Regions from separate parts of the Homo sapiens genome. Here region 2 is linked to region 1. A link is an interaction called in ENCODE POLR2A ChIA-PET data of the cell type or tissue named here. Cell type or tissue: GM12878. All regions are shown on one strand. Each heading gives the region's core, and the rest is flanking DNA. Links, peaks and the distances in the headings are about the cores only.

The links. ChIA-PET counts read pairs that join two places held together with the same protein. Peaks named below come from ENCODE experiments on the same cell type or tissue, not always from the same donor. Only the 100,000 strongest peaks of a DNase experiment are listed, where the experiment ranks them.
Region 2: POLR2A ChIA-PET joins it to region 1 with 5 read pairs; 2 of 35 experiments call an interaction of 5 or more read pairs at or near these places.

What each region holds. Positions count from the first base shown.
Region 1 is chr6:108,591,321-108,599,451 of GRCh38, reverse strand. All of the region lies in intron 1 of FOXO3 (forkhead box O3), which reads right to left. Among named protein-coding and RNA genes, the nearest start is that of FOXO3, 34 kb to the right of the region's middle. In GM12878, for the core only: no CTCF peak of the experiment used is centred there; no DNase peak of the experiment used is centred there; H3K4me3 peaks cover 1,011 bases; H3K27ac peaks cover 3,163 bases.
Region 2 is chr6:108,279,027-108,286,199 of GRCh38, reverse strand. No RefSeq gene overlaps it. Among named protein-coding and RNA genes, the nearest start is that of AFG1L, 12 kb to the left of the region's middle. RefSeq lists silencers at 1,197-1,266, 3,732-3,906. In GM12878, for the core only: no CTCF peak of the experiment used is centred there; no DNase peak of the experiment used is centred there.

The sequences.
Region 1 (8,131 bases), core at 2,052-6,051:
TCAACTATGCTGCTTCCTAAATACAATGTTGAGCACCGTTCAAATAAGAAATAATGTATTCAAAATATAAATCCACAAACTACACACATATACAACATTCTAGACATAGGTGAGAGCTGAGATGTATAAAAATATATTTCTTGGTCTTAGATAAGCAACAAAGTTAATACCTAGCAAGATTTTTTAATTTTAATAAATTAGCCTATCTTAAAGAAAATCCCAATAAAAAGGTTATGTTTTTAAAGAGCAGACCCAACCCTGTTTCAATTCAGAAGGGTCATTTACTTATTAACAGGAATAATAACAGAGTGAAAGGAAGGTGGAGGACAGGGAATAAAAAACAGCTTGCTCTCACAAAGTTACTCTGGTCTAGGAATAAAAACAGCTCTCATCCCATTTTCTAGAACTCTGTATACATCTCAAGTTTCCTATGTAATAAGTGTTAGCAATCTTTTTATTAGTTGCATAAAAAAAGAAAAGGGAAAGAGAAAGAATATGCCCAGACAAGAATTAGAGAAACTCCTTGCCGGCCATCATGCTAAGTCAGCATGAAGGAGGTGAGGGGTATACAGACACCCCTGCCCTGGGTGGGCAGTCTCCAATGACCACCAGGTCAAGGAGTTATCAACCATCCACATCTTGCCATACAAAGCAATGCCCTGGGTAGGCATTCCTGGAAGCCATTTGTCTGCCAAACCAATGTCATGAATGAGAGGCTTCCCAGAACACATTCAGAATTCTTCCCTAAATTTTTGTTTCCATGATGGTGAATTTCCAGTAAGTCAATCATCATAAAATGTGTAACACTCCCCTCCCCACAACAAAATCTGTACAGCCCCAGACCTTTTAAAATTTTGTTTCTGACTCATGTTGTGCGTAACTTTGTTCAAGAGAAAGCTCTAGATTTTTTTTCCCTCCATTTCCCACCAGGGCCCAGCACAGACAGCTGGTTCAGAGCAATGGGTCAGTGCGTGCCAGTGGTTCTTTTTTATGTATCCTGCTTGTGGTTGCCTCAGTTCAGTTTATCACTCAGCAACTGCTTGGTAATCCCCTGTCATCCCCACCCTACAAATGTCCCTATCAGCAGAGCTGGGTAGCAACAAGTCAGCAGAATTCAGCTAATCCATTCCTCCTCTAGGGCTGAGGTGACTCAAGTTGATGAAGAAACTACCAAGGAACAAATTCTACAAAGAACAGAAAGATGCACAGGGATTTTCCCCTCCCCAATTGAGGGAGATGGAAGAGGGGACAGTAGGGAGGAAGAAGGCAAAGATTAAAGCAGAGAGAACCCACAGTGTTGTACATTATTAACTGCATGGGAACTATATCCTTAATGGAAAACACATGACCCACTAAATCACTGGAACCTCAAACTCCGTGAGAGGAATTTTGTTTTTATTAAGTTTTTTCTTGCTTGCTTTAATCTGAATGTTCATCAATTCTAGCTTAGAATTTATGGGTTTAAAAGACACTATTTAACAAATATATATAGCTTCAACAGAGGGAAAAGAATCGCTAATTTTAAAACACCAAAAGCATGAATTCTAATTTTAGTACCTTTTAGTACTACAATAGGTGGCGTGTGATGAACTCTGTGATACATCTCAAGAGTCAGGCAGACCTAAGTGCTTATTACAAATTAGAGGAAACATGAAATAGCTCTGTTTGTTCCTGAAATAGCTCTCTGGCTACCTCACATGCTGCAGCTGGACACAGCCACATACAGGTCTACAGTATGAGTTACCAAAGCCTGCAGACGTCAGTATAAAAAAGTTATTGAAACATATTAAAACATGGAGTACCTAACCCCATGGACTCTGGAGACTGGTAACGCAATGTGTAATGGAATCAAAGTACCCTTTTGCCCTGTATTGACAGCTTAAATTTAGCCAACAGAATCCATAATTTCACATAGTCATTATCCATTTGTTAGGTACAAATACCACAAGGCAGCATGGGGATGTTCTGATCCAATTAAAAAAAAAGCACAATCATTCTGTTTAATAAGAAAGCAATTTCTCTTAAATGAGCATCCTCATAGCTGAAAAGAAAGATGCCTTCCACATTCAGAATCATAAGCAATTTCTTTGTGCTTAAGCCTATTACCCATTCTCAGCCTGGTGTGCTTCTGGATTTAATGGGGACAGAGAAGTTGAAAAGAGTAAATCTCTGGGGTGACACTGTTTCTAATGGCTCAAGGGGACACTCTTAGGTCTGGCTCTCTTTCTCATCTAGCCATGGAAACAACTTATACAACCTCTGAGCTGATGTGTCTCTAACATAGCCCAATGGCATCACCCACATTCTGGCACTTCCCTTTTGGGACAAGTTAAGACACAACTGTATGGCCAAGTTCTGTTCTCACTTAGCTGCTGCCATCTCCAGAGTAAATTTTCTCTCCAGTCCTTTGGGATTTTCTCTGCTTATTGTGGTTCAAGATACCATCCACACTTCAGACTCTAAAGAGTTAGATAAGACTCTAGTTTATTTAGTCCAACAGTTTATTTCCCAAAGTATGTTCTGCTGATAACTGTTTTCTGTTAAAAAAAAGAAAAAAGAAAAAAAAAGCATCCCTTTGAGCTGCAACTGTTTGGGATATGATGGATTAAACAATATAAAACAGGTTTCTTTACTGCAGGACTTATGGGCTTCAGTCTGCTGGTACGCATCCTGAAGTCCCTAAAGGGTGACAGTGTATATTAAGTATTTTCCAGATCCTTTTTTTAAACCACAGATCACTTTTTAAACACAGTGTGTAATTAGGCTAGTGTTCTGGATTCTCCCAAATTGCCTGTAACTTTGCCTATGGACAGGTACACATTTATTTACCTTCCACTTTCCTCTAAATGTTGCTTCTTAGTGACCCATCTCCGATTTCCATTTCCTGCTTAAACTTTCTCATTCCCTTGGCAAACAAATGTTTTCCTTCCCTACTTACAAAACATACTAGAGGAGATGTTCATTCAACAACCCATAACTTTTCAAGTAATCTGGACATTTTCCCCTCTATACCTCTGAGTCCACATTACTACTTTTACTTTGAACTTTTTTTTTTTTTTTTTTTTTTTTCATTTAGGCCATTAACCAGGAGTCCATGGATGGGACTTAGTGGGTCCATAAGCCCCTGAAATCATATCCAAATCACATGCAAAATGTCTTAGGTAACCACATTTTTCTAGAGATCAGGCAACACACATTTCCTCAAACAGGTCCATTATTCCTCAAAAACCACTGGGAAACAATAACAAAAATAGTACTATAAAAATGTTTTCAATGCTAAGGGATAATAGGATGGGGAAGAGAAAGGTAGAAAATAAAGCATTTGACCTTCATGGTAAAATAATGCACACTGACAGGTTATAAGCTTTGGGGGCATTCCTCAAAATAAAGAAACATTTCAGGAAGAAAAAAATATGAATGGAAAGTTTAAACAAAACGGACAAGAAGGAAGCAGTATCTGGGCAGTCTGACAGAATGAAGGGGACCAGGGCCTGCCACCATTAAAATATTTCTTACTGAATCTCAAAATATTCTATACTTGGCCCATTAATGTAAAAAGTCCATTTCTGGCAGAATTATCAAACTCATCACTAACAAGGTAAATTGGCAGCTTGGCATTTGAACACCATCAGGCCCCTCATAACCACGTGCAAACACAGAGGTCACTAATTTCATGTTGTGTGCAAAAAAACTCCCTTAGACAGAAGTGACTTAAAACAGGAGAGGAGATTTTATCCTAAAGTCTTAGGAATGGGAAATGTAGGAAGGCAGATTTTATATGGTTTTTGCTTTCTTTGATCCTTTCTTTTCAAGGGTAAACAATCTATCTTTAGGATTTGTATTAACAAATCGCCTTCCTTCCAGAAACATACACTTCTATGAGAGAGAACATAAAATAATAAAAGTTACAGAAACTACAAAAACTTATGTAAATGGTCTCAATGAAAGGGCAAAGGGGTCCCCTGTACCCAGTACCTTTGCCGAGTTATTAAAAAATGAAAACTTTGTTGCATTTCTTACAAAACAATGAGTATGCTTGGGAAATGAATTCAATATCATAAGCCCCAAACTTTTTCTATGTATCACTAAATTTAGCTTAAGCTGAAGAAGGGAGAGGTCACAGTTACAATGAAAAGTTTTTTCTCTCTACCTCCTCCTTCAGAAGTACTTCCCAGTATTTCCGAAAATTCAATTTGCATTCCACATCACTACCTAAAAACACAATTATGCTCATACCTCTCATAAGCTCAACAGAAATAAGAATGTTTTAGGCCTCGACAACCTGTAGCTTGATGAGTTTTTGCAAAATCCAGCTGCTTGTGGGAGGGGGAGCAGAAAGAGTAGAAGTCACACCTGGGAGGGAAAAATCTATCCTTGAATACAACATTAATATTAGGAGGATAAACTGAAATCTGAGCCTAGTGTTGTTTGGGGAACCACCATGAAAATACTTTGGATTATAAGCATCTCCACCAAAATCACACATTGTCCCTGACACGTAGGTACCAACGTGCTGAAAAGGTTGCATAAGCACATAAAGGAAGGGAGAGCTGCCTACAAAACTTTGCTTAGGTGTAGCCCATTCTTATCTCACAGCATAGGGACTGGCAGGAGTCATGTTTGGAAAGAGCTGGAGCTGTGCCACATTCAACAAGGCCCGATTTGGGGATGAATGGGCATGCCAGTGCCTAGCCATTCTGCCCTACACCTACTGGGTCACTGAGACACACCAGACCCACAGGGCCATGGGGCACAAGGGGTCCGGAAAGACCAGGGCCACTCCCTGCAAGGCAGACCTGAGATTTGCCACCTATATTTTTAGAGTTCAAAAAGCAGCAAAACAAAACAACATGGCCCAAGCAAGCCCAAAAGAAGCATTAGCGGGAGGTAAAGGTGGGAGGGAGAGGTGGCTGAGGCAGGGAAGGAGGGAAGAAAATGCTGCATGCCTCTGACCTTAGAAAAACCCTGGGAACTCTCCTCCTGCTGCCTTGGTCCATGGGGCTGGATCATACCTTTATTCTACAAATAAGAAACCAAAACTACTATGTTAACTTCACAGTTTTGTTTTCTTTATTTGGCTTCCAAACCTTAGGAGTATGAAATCAACCTTTTATTCTACAACTCTCCCTAAAAGAGGAAGGAGAAGAACAGGGACTCTCCTTTTTTTCTCTAAAGTTATTAACCCGTTTTCATCTTTTTGCAAACAAACTTCAGTTAAAACTTAAGTCAAATTTAAACATCTCAAGCTGCCCTTTTCCTTCTACTTAAAATTAATTCCACAACTTTTGGGGGAGGGAAAAACAAGAAACAGGAAAAAGAATATCAGCACACAGCTTTCTGCCATCTTCTCCTCACTGCTTTGGTAGTTTTAAGAAACCTCAAAGTTTACACAAACACAAAGCCAAAAGATGTCCAAAAGAAATACACAGCAAAGGCCGGTCACGGTGGCTCACACCTGTAATTCCAGGACTTTGGGAGGCCGAGGCGGGTAGATCACCTGAGGTCAGGCGTTCAAGACCAACCCTGCCAAGATGGTGAAACTCCATCTCTACTAAAAAGGTACAAAAATTAGCTGGTTGTGGTGGCACATGCCTGTAATCCCAGCTACTCGGGAGGCTGAGGCAGGAGAATCACTTGAACCCAGGAGACAGAGGTTGCAGTGAGCCAAGATTGAGCCACTGCACTCCAGACTGGGTGACAGGGCGAGACTACATCTCAAAAAAAAAAAAAAAAAAAAAAGAAGAAGAAAAGAAAAGAAAAATACACAGCAAGGCGGCCGGGTTCAGTGGCTCACACCTGTAATCCCAGCATTTTGGGAGGCTGAGGCAGGAGGATCACTTGAGGCCAGGAGTTAGAGACCAACCTGGCCAACATGGTGAAACCCCATCTCTACTACAAATATAAAAATGAGCTGGGTATGGTGGCAGGCACCTGTAATCCCAGCTACTCATGAGGCTGAAGCAGGAGAATCACTTGAACCCAGGTGGCAGAGGTTACAGTGAGCTAAGATCGTGCCACTGCACTCCAGCCAGAGCGAGACTCCATCTCAAAAAAAAAAAGAAAAAAGAAATACACAGCAAAGGAAAAAATTAATATTTACTTTTCCTTCTCCCACCAATTATTTAGCTTTCCTTAAGCCCAATTAACCTGACACAACCTTTTCTCACTCTTTCAAGCTCATCTATTTAAAAAATAGTACTACCTAAAATATCTGCACACCCTATTTCACAATCTTTTGATAAACTAGGAAATAAAAGAACATCTTGTTACTATAAACGTGTAATCCTCCCTTCTAAGAAAAAACACTTGTACCAAGTCCAGCTAACATGATCCATTAAGAACAACTAGTTCTTTCTTACAGGCTAACACTGACTAGACATGGAGAACTTGAACTTTAAAAATAAATACTCAACAATATTCCCAACATCTAGATGTTCAAACTGCTCACTAAATTATGCATTCCTAAGCACGCATCCATCTCTCTGTGGACACACCAGGAAAACGTCTCTCTAAATTATAACAGGATTGAGATAAAGACTGGAGAGCAATGAGTGCACTAAGAATCATCCTCCTCCCCTTAAGCACTCAATTACCACGTGCACCAACCATTCTTAGCGCCCTCCCAACCAATGGCTTCTCAGAGACTCTGAAACCACAACAAATGTGCAACCCGAAGCCACAGCTGTGGCCGACAAATGCCAGAAGCAAAATTCATGACACTTTATTTCAGTATTCGCACAGAAGCTTGGACAGGTGTGAGGAAGCATGGTACAATGATCTGAGGAACACCCAGCCTCTTCCCACACACACTCAAGCTTCCACCACACCTCCATTCCAGAAAACCACCAGAACCCCTACTTAAAAAATAATTTGAAGTGAATTTAAAATGCATTCTTGCTTATGACTAACAAGAACTGTGAGGTTCCTGAAAGCCAAGAACTTCTATTGCTCAAATCATGGAGCTAGGAGGAAGGCAGATGAGATGCAAAGTCTCCTAAGTGATGACGAATAAAGGAGTAACTGAAGAAATGTGAACACAAAGGGCATAGCTTACAATACTGTAAAAACTGGCGTAAATGGACTATTTGGCCTTAAGTTACACAAAAAATTCCAACCACAGCCTTTTCTAACCCCTTTTTTCGGTTCAAATCAACTTTATGAGGTGTAACTTACATACAAAAAACTGCACCCATTTTAAGCATATGCTTACACGAATTTGGGCAAATATATTTACACCAGTGTAAGCACCACCACAATTAAGATATAAAACATTTCATATTTCCCTGAAAAGTTCCCTTCTGCCCTTTTGCAGTCAACCTCCTCCAATCCCCATCACCCCTGGCAATCGCTGATCTGCTTCCTGTTGCCATAAGTTAGTTTTGCCTTTTCTAGAATTCCACAGAAATGGAATCAAACAATAGTTACTCTCCTGTTCAGGCATTTTTCTCTCACAATGTTTTTGACATTCATCCATGCTATGTATCTGTGGCGTGTTCCTTCTTATTGTAGAGCAGTATTCCCTTTGTACTGACATGTCACTATTTTCCAAACTTTTTTTTTTTTTTAACTAAAAAGAGGGTGGTGCTTAGCTTTAAAACAAATACATAAAACTTCCTAAGGATACTGTAATATTTTTCTCTCAAAGTAATCAGAACTTATAAGTAACTTTGCATAAAGTACAATCCCAAAATCTCGGCTTCAGAAACACGAAGTTTTGTTTTGTGTCACCTCCCTATACAATAACTGGCTCAATCAAATGGAAAGAAAAACGATAACTTGAGATGTTTTGTTTACAGCCAGCTCAAGATGTTATTTCAAGCTGCTGAAGAACTATGAGGAAACTGTATCCAAGCAAATTTTCACGTGCTGCTTCCTGAATGCCTGACCGAAAAGTGAACTTTATTTAGGACTTCAGTTTAATTTGGGTTCCAACCCTTCTGCTTTTTCCCGATGATTTAGAATTTTGGATTTCATGCTGACTCCCAGCTACCCCACCATCAGAAGGATGTAATGAGATTTCCCTTGAGGTGGGACTGCCCTGAGTTCTGTCTGGAAAAGAAAATAAATAGACCATTTAAATTTTGTGTAACCTAACTGCCCAAATGATGCACGACTGCTAGTGTTTCCAAGG
Region 2 (7,173 bases), core at 1,606-5,605, 310 kb after region 1:
GCCACCGTAGTCTGGGTAGTTCTGTTTCTAATTTCTTTAGGAACATCCATACTGTGGATCCATTTTAAAGATTAATTTTTTAAAACACCATTAAATTCAATATTACAGAAGTAATTGAAACACAACCCAAGAGCCCTTTTTTCCATTTGCTTATTTATTTATTTGCCATTACACGTGGTTCTTCATAAGTATAATTTCTTCTAATTTAACAAAGAAACACTTTAGAGCTATGAAAAACAATGTGGTCCATTTGAAGATACATAAGAAATTATTTCAGGGGTACAGTGGCTCACGCTGGTAATCTCAGCACTTTGAGAGACAGAGGTGGGAGGCTTGCTTGAGGCCAGGAGTTCAAGACCAGCCTGGGCAACATAACAAGACCCCATCTCTACACTAAATAAATAAATAAATAAATTCACATGGAAACCATTACATAATAACTTCTAGTTTCTACATTCAAGTAGAGTCAAATATCTAGCTTCTAAATTCAAAACATTTGTATTTTAAATATCCTTAACCAAAGATATAACTTAGGTTACTTAATTTATTTTCTTTTCCTTTTTTTTAGAGACAAGATCTCACTCTGTCAACCTAGGCTAAAGTGCAGTGATGCAATCATAGCTCAGTGCAGCCTCAAACTCCTGGGCTCAAGCAATCCTCCTGCCTCAGCCTCCCAAGTAGCTGGCACTATAGGCACTAGGTTACTTAATTTAAACAAACTAAATAAACAAATATACCTAAGTACCTTATTAACTATGAGAAATGTAACTTCTAACCAAGATGTACACACTTCAGTAATACAGATTTATAAATGTGTACAAAGTATAGATTTTGCTACAAGCAGTCCATTTCTTATTCTTTTGCTAACCTTACAACAAAAATCACCTTTTTTCCCCTTTACTGAAACGTTGTTTAACTCATAACTAGAGACTGGCCAAAGACAGAATATTTGAAGCCAAGTCCAGTGCTCAAACCTTTATTTAGTTTCTTTTTTATTATTATTATTTTTTTTGAGATGGGAGTCTCACTCTGTCACCCAGGCTGGAGTGCAATGGCACAGTCTCAGCTCACTGCAACCTCCGCCTCCCAGGTTCAAGCAATTCTCTTGCCTCAGCCTCCTGAGTAGCTGGGACTACAGGTGCGTGCCACCATGCGTGGCTAATTTTTGTATTTTTAGTAGCAACGGGGTTTCACTATGTTGGCCAGGCTGGTCTCAAACTCCTAACCTCGTTCGTGATCTGCCTGCCTCGGCCTCCCAAAGTGCTGGGATTATAGGCGTGAGCTGCCGTGCCCAGCCAGTTTCTTTTTTCTTTTTTTTTTCTTTTTTTTTCTTTCTTTCTTTCTTTTTTCTTTTTTTTTTTTTTTTTTTTTTTTGAGATGGAGTCTTGTTCTGTTGCCCAGGCTAGAGTGCAGTGGTGCAATCTCGGCTCACTGCATTCTCCACCTCCTGGGTTCAAGAGATTCTCCTGCCTCAGCCTCTCGGGTAGCTGGGATTACAGGTGCATGCCAACATGCCTGGCTAATTTTTGTATTTTTAGAAAAGACAGGGTTTCACCATGTTGGCTAGGCTGGTCTTGAACTCCTGACCTCAAGTGATCCTCCTGCCTCGGCCTCCCAATGTGCTGGGATTACAGGTGTGAGCCACCATGCCCAGCCTTTATTTAGTTTCTTACTACTTATTTTCAACAACAAATTAAAATAACTGTTTTTTTTTCAGTTTTGAATATCCTTTTTTAAAAAATTGAATCACATGATAATATATGTGTATTTACCTATGTATTTCTTCCTTATCCAAATTTTGAGAGGGAAAAAAAAGCTTTCCATATATATATTGTAGAGAGTCTTGCTCTGTCACCCAGGCTGGAGTGCAGTGGTGCAATCTCGGCTCACTGCAACCTCCACCTCCTGGGTTCAAGCGATTCTCGTGCCTCAGCCTCCCAAGTAGCTGGGACTACAGGCGTGCACCACCACTCCCGGCTAATTTTTGTATTTTTAGTAGAGACGGGGTTTCACCATGTTGGCCAGGCTGGTCTCAAACTCCTGACCTCAAGTGATCCACCCGCCTCAGCCTCCCAAAGTGCTGGGATTACCAGCATGAGCCACTGCACCCGGCCACCATCCTCCCTTTAAAAATAGCAACAAACCCCAACTAATACTAACGTTCCCCAATTGGACACACAAACTTGGAATCTGGGAATCATCACCTAGTTTCTCTTCCTCATCCCTCCTATCCAGTCCTTCACCAAATATGATTAAATCCATCCGTTACCACTGGGTCTCCCTCTTGTCTTTCAGAGGCTGATGCAGTCATCTCCCAACTCTAGCTCTGGCTGTTTCCCCTCCACACCATACTGCTGTCAGATGCATCTTTCCAAAGATGTCACCTATCTGACTACGATCCTTCACAGTTTCTAAATTTGCAGTGCCTCCCTACTGTCTGCAGAATGAAGTACAATTTCTTTATTATGGACCTTTTAGAAAATCAATATCTGGCTCTGCCTACCTTACCATCCTCTCAGATCACTCAAATAATTTATACTCAGAAAGCAACATATCATGGGTGATTTACCAAGCATCTTATTTGTTTACATGCACCTTTGTATATATTATTCTAGAAAAACTGGTAAACTAATCCCATCCACCCACTGGACACCCCCCCCCTTTATTTCCTATGAATGTTCTGTTGGTTTTTACTAATATTTGAAAAATCAGTGCAGTAGCTCACGCCTATAATTCCAGTGCTTTGGGAGGCTGAGGTGGGAGGATCAATTGAGGCCAGGTTCAAGATATTTTTTAAATTAGAAAAAAAAAATTTGGCTAGGCACAATGGCTCACGCCTGTAATCCTAGCACTTTGGAAGCCGAGATGGATGGATCACCTGAGGTCAGGAGCTCAAGACCAGCCTGGCCAACATGGTGAAACCCCGTCTCTACAAAAATACAAAATAAATTAGCCGGGCATGATGGCCGGTGCCTCTAATCCCTGCCACTAGGGAGGCTGAGGCATGAGAATTGCTTCAACCCAGGAAGCGGAGGTTGCAGTGAGCCAAGATCACACCATTGCACTCCAGCCTGGGTGACAGAGCGAGACTCCACCTCAAAAAAAAAAAAAAGAAAGGAAAGAAAATTTTAATAAAAATAATTACCCAAGCTATCAATTGACTTTTAATATTTTCAAGGCAACTTTAAGAATGTTCCAGCTTTAGGCCAGGTGCAGTGGCTCATGCCTGCAATCCCAGCACTTCGGGAGGCCGAGGCAGGTGGATCATTTGAGGTCAAGAGTTCAAGACCAGTCTGACCAACATAGTGAAACTCCATCTCTACTAAAAATACAAAACTTAGCTGGGCGTGGTGGCATGTGCCTGTAATCCCAGCTACTCATGAGGCTGAGGCAGGAGAATTGCTTGAGCCGAGATCGTGCCATTGCACTCCAGCCTGGGTGACAGAGCGAGACTCTGTCTCAAAAAAATTAAAAAAAGAATGTTCCAGGTTTAATACTGCAATATGTATTTAGTATCCATCATTACATGTACATTATATACTGCATACTACTATTGATATTCAGCCTTAATGAATACATTTATTTTAAGATCCTCAAGGGGGCTGGGCACATTGTGGCTCATGCCTGTAACCCTACCACTTTGGGAGGCTGAGCTGGAGGATTGCTGAGGCCAGGAATTTGAGATCAGCCTAGGCAACATAGCAAGACCCCATCTCCACAAAAAATGCTTTTAAAAAGTAGCCAAGTATGATGACGTCCACCTGTAGTCCCAGCTACTCAGGAGGCTGAGGTGGGAGGATTTCTTGAGCCCGGGAGGTCAAGGCTGTAGTGAGCTGTTTTCAAGCCACTCCATTCCAGGTTGAGCAACAGGGTAAGACCCTGTCTCAATTAAAACAAACGAACAAACAAACAAAAAAACTCCATGATTCTGAGAGATACAGTAAGTGACTTGTCCAATATAATACAGCTACTATACCTTCTTGAAGTTAACTGAATGGTAATGGAAATAACCCTTAAACAAGATCAACAGATAGACAAAAAGTAGACCATGCCACATAATACTTTGATTGCTGTTCATTGATAGTCATGACCAATCTAGTTTTGTTGATTGGTTAGTTGGATTTAATGAGATGCAACCAGGCAAACAAATTGAGTGTTTTTCAGTTCTATAGACCACTTATTTAGAGAAACTGAAGTTGGCCTAAAATGTAGCCAATCTTCAAAACTCAAAGATGCCATGATAAAAGTATATGAATTCATTTGTTTATAAGTATAGTACTTGCTCCAGGTGACTACACTCAAACTTAGCCGTGATTTGGCCTAGACTTCAACGAAATCAGCTGGTTTTTGTTTTGTTTTTCAAATGGACATCTTGAGATTACTTGGATAAGATTTAAATCAAGTTAAACTTTATTTACCCAACTTTACTGATAATGAAGAAATTCTCAAGTAAGACTCTCTAGGTGATAAAACCTGAATAATTTTTAGTCTGGACATATCTAATTCAAGGAGTATTCCTTCCAAAGCTGAGTGTCTCCTGCCAAAACCAGAACTGGAGAAAACTGAGGGACCAGATGAGGAAAGTGTCATGAAACCTCTAATGTCTATACACACCAATTGTAAGGGCCCAATTTTCCCAGCATGCCTCTCACTTAGCCCAAGCAATTCTCATCAATTTCAAAGGGAGAATTGTGCATCCACAGATACGAGTTTGCAGTATCCAGGGCTTACTCGGCCGGAATAGATACTATAAATTATGTTACCAGACTTCATTTTTTTAAGCCAAATCAACCCAGCTGGATTTTCAACCTTTAGTTCTTAAAAATAATCAGCTGTCCCTTAAAATATCAAATCTGCTTGGCTTTATTTCACACATCAATCTTGTTGATTACCTAGGATAAGTCATAGTTTAGGTTGATATGCAAAACATGTAATGTAGCTGTATACTTTAGTACCATGTAGCTTTATAGTACCAAATCACCAAAATTTTTTCTGGAGGTAATTTTATGCATAGCAAAGAGAGAAGCAGGAGACATAATTTCACATGTTTGCTGTTTAACAATATTTTAAAACATATAATTCTGTTTACAAGTGTAGTTTTTCAGCTTTAATTTGATACTTTACTACCAGGTAAATTATCTTTTAATGTAATTACTTCTATATAATAATTATGATCTTCAAAGTCTGCAAAGTGATTAAAGGGTATTTTCTAGGAAATAGATTTCTGTATTTAAATTATGCAGTTTTTCTGCTTATGGTTTTGGTATTATACCTAATTTATTGTTTTCATTATTATTATTATTACTATTATTAAATACTTATTAAATAGCATGTATAGCGATAGACCTTTACAAATATCTAAGACTTTAGGTCTAAAATGTTTTTAATCACAGATTTTTAAAGTTGACACAAGTATATCCCCATTATCGTTTTTTTTAGCACTTATTAGTTTTGACTCACTAGCATGTTATACACATCAGCACCTGTGCCCATTTAGCAAAGAATTTCAGTACAAATCACTCTGAATTGAATAGACATCTCTAAGAAGCATTACAATTGTTGCAATATTTTTAGAAACTGAAACAAGGAAATAAACAACTTCAGTAAAAGTGATTTAAATAACAAATAACGTGTCTTTATAAACAGCTTATCTCCTTGAGAACAAAGAATAAACAAGGAGACAAGGGCTTTTTTTTCTTCCACTATTAAAGCAGATCACAATATGAATGGGTGAAATGTCATGAATAATTGGAGAAAATCACAGAGTAATCTTCGACAAAAACATCTGATTTATTTAAATTGTCACTGTTTGTCTTATTAGAACCTTTATTTAACCTTGTTATCCACAATGCAGTATTCAAGCTGGTTTATCAAAAATATACTTTGGAACTAACCATATTTTGAAAATTTTGACTTTCTCAAATGCAAGCTATGGTAATATAAACCTCTCATGGTAACTGTTCTACTTCAGACCTAATTAATTGACATTGCATTGAACTGAAATGCCTACGAAAACCAATGTTTTGAATCTAAAACAATAGTAAGTCAAACAGTTCAAACATTCTATCAATAGATTTAAGCTCAGGTTTCTGGTCAAGAGAATCATCAATTCCATTATTAGATTCACCTAGATATAACATTCATTCACTATCCTCAGCTAACAAACCCAGCCAAACACCACCAAAGCCACTCCTTATTGTGGGACTCAAGGTCTCATTTTCAACCATGTTCTTTCTTTCTTGATAAACTCATTTCCTCATTGACTTCTACACAGATTCCAGGTATTTCAGAGCTTACCAAGTTTCCGGCGCTGTTCCAACTGTCTTACAAATACTAACTCTTTCAATCCTCATAACACCCTGTGAATTAGGTACTATTATTGTCCCCATTTTATACATGAAGAAATGGAGACACAGACATGTAAAATAACTTGCCTAAGGTTACACAGCTACTAAGCCCATCTCTACCAACCCTTGATTAAATAGAATTGATTTGCTTATAGTACTGTCTTCAAACCAGACAGATTTATATAAAATATAAAATTCTAGGCTGGGTGCCGTGGCTCACATCTGTAATCCCAGCACTTTGGGAGGATGAGGCAGGGGATCACCTGAGGTCGGGAGTTCAAGACCAGCCTGGCCAACATGATGAAACCCCATCTCTACTAAAAATACAAAAAAAAAAAAAAAAAATTAGCCAGGCATGGTCGTGGGTTCCTGTAATCTCAGCTACTCAGGGGGCTGAGGCAGGAGAATTGCTTGAACCCAGGAGGAAGAGGTTGCAGTGAGTTGAGATTGCACCACTGCACTCCAGCCTGGGCAACAAGAGCAAAACTCCATCTCAAAATAAAAAAATTATAGCCAAGAAATAATTTATAATATAAAAGCAAAGTATACCAGGATAGTGATATGCACATCATGCTATTATTCACAATGGACTGAAGAGATTAGAGAAAGCAAAGCAGTATATGAAGAGCTCTGTAGTCTAACATTAAATAAATTAAGTTATGGCAGGGAGGTGGGGTGAGGGGTAGATGAGAAAGAAGAGAAAAACATGTCTCAGAGGTATGAGCCCAAGTAATTAGATAAGTAATGATAATATTTGCAGCAGAAAGGATGTAAATATTGGCAAATGCTTGGGGGTAGATGGGATTAGACTGACTTCAGACAAGTT